Regions from separate parts of the Homo sapiens genome. Here region 1 is linked to region 2. The links are chromatin loops, found by intact Hi-C in ENCODE. Cell type or tissue: mammary epithelial cell. All regions are shown on one strand.

Region 1 (2,500 bases), 690 kb before region 2:
AATTCCTACAGTCTGATAACAGATGAGCCTTTATTAGTCAAATCAGCCAAGCAGTTTTTCAGGCTCTTAGTATTCAGTGAAACCTTTATATCCCTTACGGTCCTCCATCTTCAAGAAAAGTAGAACGGACTAAAGGTCTTTTAAAAACACACCTCACCAAGCTCACCCAGCAACTTAAAAAGGACTGGACAATACTTTTACCACTTTCCCTTCTCAGAATTCAGGCCTGTCCTCGGAATGCTACAGGGTACAGCCCATTTAAGCTTCTGTATAGACGCTCGTTTTTATTAGGCCCCAGTCTCATTCCAGACACCAGACCAACTTAGACTGTGCCCCCAAAAAACTTGTCATCCCTACTATCTTCTGTCTAGTCATACTCCTATTCGTTCTCAACTACTCATACATGCCCTGCTCTTGTTTACACTGCCGGTTTACACTGTTTTTCCAAGCCATCACAGCTGATAATCTCCTGGTGCTATCCCCAAACTGCCACTCTTAACTCTTGAAGTAAATAAATAATCTTTGCGGGCAGGACTATGCTGAATCTCCTTAGGCACTCTCTAATCAGATATCCTGAGTCGTCCCAATTCTTAGACCTTTTATACCTGTTTTTCTCCTTCTGTTATTCCATTTAGTTTCTCAATTCATCCAAAACTGTATACAGGCCATCACCAATCATTCTATACGACAAATGTTTCTTCTAACATCCCCACAATATCACCCCTTACCACAAGACCTCCCTTCAGCTTAATCTCTCCCACTCTAGGTTCCCACGCCACCCCTAATCCCGCTTGAAGCAGCCCTGAGAAACATCACCCATTCTCTCTCCATACCACCCCCCAAAAATTTTCGCCGCCCCAACACTTCAACACTATTTTGTTTTATTTTGCTTATTAACATAAGAAAGCAGGAATGTCAGGCCTCTGAGCCCAAGCCAAGCCATCGCATCCCCTGTGACTTGCATGTATACGCCCAGATGGCCTGAAGTAACTGAAGAATCACAAAAGAAGTGAATATGCCCTGCCCCACCTTAACTGATGACATTCCACCACAAAAGAAGTGTAAATGGCCGGTCCTTGCCTTAAGTGATGACATTACCTTGTGAAAGTCCTTTTCCCGGCTCATCCTGGCTCAAAAAGCACCCCCACTGAGCACCTTGCGACCCCCACTCCTGCCCACCAGAGAACAAACCCCCTTGACTGTAATTTTCCTTTACGTACCCAAATCCTATAAAACGCCCCCCCGACACTTATCTGCCTTTTCGGACTCAGCCTGCCTGCACCCAGGTGAAATAAACAGCCATGTTGCTCACACAAAGCCTGTTTGGTGGTCTGTTCACACAGACGCGCATGAAACTCTTCATAACACAGGTTAAAATATGCGTTCTTTTCTTAGCCAGGGTGACTTCATGCAGGGCTGTTCTTCATGTTATTAGGTGGCCTTTAATATCTTTGAAATATGGCACAATTAGAAGCCTGAACCTTACTCTAATGTTTATAGCAGCACTTTATCAAACTTGGTTTCGGATCATATACAAATTCTGACACTAGAGGGAGTGCATAATGTATTACAGAAAGGGAAAGCATACACCTAATAAATTCAAGGTAAAAATGCAGAGTAGCAAGACAAGACTTTCATTATCTTCCGTTCAGTAAGCCCCATGCCTTTCCCCCACAACCCCGAAATTACTAGAGGCCTCTTTCCCCCTTAGAACTGTAGTTTGAATTGGTAGGAGGTTGGTAGGTTGCTTGAAGAACTGTGAAAAGAGTGTTTTATTTTAGAGCCTTTCTAGTGTTTTGTTTTCATTTTTAAAAAATTGAGACATAGTATTTCCTACCTCTCATACATTAGATGGCAAAATTAAAATTACTCCTGGCCGTTTTGTTCTGTTTCTGACTTGGTTAAGATGCTTAACTATATAGTAATGTCACCTATAGAATGAAAAGACTCGGGCTTTATCCTTTGCTTAAAAAATGTAGTCTAGTCTTATGAAAGGGTAAGCATTGTTTTTAGCATTCAGCTTCATAATTTATTCCCTTACTATAGGTGCTGCTCTGATAATTTAACAGCCAATGTCAAACAATTAACAAATAATATTTAAGGCATTTTTATTTCCTAATGTCAAAAATTTCTCATGCTCTAACCAAATGGAATGCCTAATGCCTGAAAACATGTAAATGACTACAAATATGACTGAGCTATTAACACAGCAACAAGAGATTCGACTGGCTGAAAAAGTGAATGATCATTGCCACCAGTAAGACTCAACAACTGTTCTCGAAAAATGTGATCACTGCTGTGTGCTTTCCTAAAACCTTTTTGTGTATTCATTATACATTCCACAATTATCGTAAATCCATCTTGTACTCACACAAATCTTTGAACTACCGGTAAACTGTCTCTTTAATGGAAATGAAAATTAGAAAAATTAAAAAGCAGGCTCATTATGAAAAATCCTGTACTTTATCCAGATGAATGAAATGACCCACACAAATGAAAC
Region 2 (2,500 bases):
CAGCCTTGTTTGGTAGGAAAAATATAGCTTTGGAGTCAAGCAGAGCTGTATTTGAACCCTGGTGCTGCCACTTAGAAACTCTGGGAGGGACCTCAGGCGCTGAGCACTTTACCCCCTCTAACCTCCATTCCTCATTGGTAAGTGTGGGTGATGATGTCCAGCCGATAGGGATGCTGTGAAGGGTGAGAGATACCATATTCAAGTTCTTAGTAGAGAAGCTGATCCAAGGAACGTGCTTTGAAAACCAGTGACCTAGATCCTATTACCATCTTCCCATGTTTAGTCTTCTTCCATTCATGCTCATGTGGCTTGCTTTTTTTTTTTTTCTATCTTCTCCCGGGATTTAGAAATTACTTCCGGCCGGGCGCGGTAGTTTATGCCTATAATCCCAGCACTTTGGGAGGCTGAGGCGGGCGGATCACGAGGTCAGGTGTTAGAGACCAGCCTGACCAACATGTGAAACCCCGTCTCTACTAAAAATACAAAAATTAGCCGGGCACAGTGGCGTGCGCCTGTAATCCCAGCTACTCAGGAGGCTGAGGCAGGAGAATCGCTTTCACTCGGGAGGCAGAGGTTGCAAACAGCCGAGATCGCGCCACAGCACTCCAGCCTGGGCGACAAAGCGATACTCCGTCTCAAAAAAAAAAAAAAAAAGAAATTACTTCCTTGACAAAATCTCCTGTCTTGAATTACTAGTGCCTTTTTGCTGTTATGAATGGAATTTTTAATCATTTAAAATTTAACTTGGTGTAGAAATGCAGTTTATTTGCATAGGTGTATCTTATACCCTGCAACTCTGACTTTTTCATTTCCTTCATTTTGTCATTGTGGTTGTTGATTTTCCTAAGTATGTCAATAATTGTGTAATCAGTACTTTAACCAAAAGGAAGTACAGTGAAAATAACTTTATTCCTTTCCCCCACAGGCTTAGTGGGACTGGTTCCTGCCCTTCCCTGTCCCGTGATTTCTCTGGCCAATCTTAATAATTGTTTCAGCTGCAACCCCAATTGGAACTCACACTGGCCAAAGTGGAGCAGCTCTTGGGGGCCCCCTGCTGGGCCAAGTGTGACCTCTTTAGTTTCTGCATGGCAGGGCTCATGGAGGGTTCCAGCATCAGGGTCATGGCAGCCAGGGCGGTGGGTGAGTGAACACCAGGGGTGCAGGCTGGGGCTATTTACCAACTAGTACAGGAGATTTGAGTATTTTGACAATGGGTCCGGCCATAATGGTGTGGACTGGCTCAGTATCAGCTCTACTCTTAGGTAATAAAAAAAAATCCTCTGGTCTTGTCTAGGGCCAAGCCACTAGTTAAAATTTTATCTCATGCATTAGTCAAAATGCAAATCTTTAGGCCGGGCGCGGTGGCTCACGCCTGTAATCCCAGCACTTTGGCAGGCCGAGGCGGGCGGATCACGAGGTCAGGAGATCGAGACCATCCTGGCTAACACGGTGAAACCCCGTCTCTACTAAAAATACAAAAAATTGGCCGGGCATGGTGGCGGGCGCCTGTAGTCCCAGCTACTCAGGAGGCTGAGGCAGGAGAATGGCATAAACCCGGGAGGCAGAGCTTGCAGTGAGCCGAGATCGCGCCACTGCACTCCAGCCTGGGCAATAGAGCGAGACTCCGTCTCAAAAAACAAACAAACAAACAAACAAAACAAACAAAACAAAACAAAACAAAAATGCAAGTCTTTAAGATGAAAGCCTTTCCTCTACCCCAACTTGAGGAAAGGTGGGAAGATCAGCCTCCTCTCTGTTTCCTAGCCTGTACCGTCTGCTCCTCTTTCCCAGTCACCGTGGCTCTGGCAGCTCCACGTTTGACAGGGTGGAGAATGGGGGAAGAAAATGATCAGAAGCGGGAAAGGTGGAACTTCACAGACACAGATGTAATCTGGCACTGCTGCCTCCTGAGGATTTAGTGGCAGGCAGGATCAAATGTTGATATTGCCGCCCAGTGGACACAAAATGTAATGCAGTACTTAGATCAGGCAGAGCTTTCTCCCCTCAGCCTGCAGCTGACTCAGTGGAAACACGAATACAAGCGTGAGCCACTGCGCCCGGGCTCAACCACCTTTTTAAATGATATTTTTCTTTAACTGTAGACAACTGCAAGTATTTTTAAAAAGAGAAAGAAAGCAGTATAATGAAACTCCCTGAACCCATTACCTGGCTTCAACAATTATCAGTTTATGGTAATCGTCTCCATCTTGTCCACTCTTGTTTCATCTGTTCCCCAACCTACTCCTGGCCTTGCCTCTAGGTTATTTTGATGCAAATCCCAGACATTATGTCATTTAATCTGTAAATATTTCATTGGAACACCTGAGAAAATCAAACACTTTCTTAATATCATCAGTTATTCATGCAGTCATTATTTACATTTTCCTAATTGCCTTATAAATTATTAAGTTAGTTGGCTTGAATTTGGACCCAAATAAAATCCATGCATTGTCATTGTTGATATGTTTCATTTTTAAGTCTTCCAACAATAAGTTGCCCT

What was found. A loop is a pair of places that touch in the nucleus more often than their neighbours do. Peaks named below come from ENCODE experiments on the same cell type or tissue, not always from the same donor. Only the 100,000 strongest peaks of a DNase experiment are listed, where the experiment ranks them.
Region 1: it touches region 2 in a loop (21-fold over the local background); 14 of 110 quality-filtered maps call a loop at or near these places.

Annotation. Positions count from the first base shown.
Region 1 is chr7:24,400,633-24,403,132 of GRCh38, forward strand. The region is part of intron 1 of LOC107986777 (a long non-coding RNA gene); the gene reads right to left. Among named protein-coding and RNA genes, the nearest start is that of NPY, 120 kb to the left of the region's middle. RefSeq lists enhancers at 640-1,294, 1,295-1,949. In mammary epithelial cell, a CTCF peak has its summit at 1,545; no DNase peak of the experiment used is centred here; H3K4me3 peaks cover 174 bases; H3K27ac peaks cover 283 bases.
Region 2 is chr7:25,092,462-25,094,961 of GRCh38, forward strand. No RefSeq gene overlaps it. Among named protein-coding and RNA genes, the nearest start is that of CYCS, 32 kb to the right of the region's middle. RefSeq lists enhancers at 1,699-1,748, 1,769-1,848. In mammary epithelial cell, CTCF peaks have their summits at 1,052 (motif pointing left) and 1,949; DNase peaks (open chromatin) are centred at 1,040 and 1,950.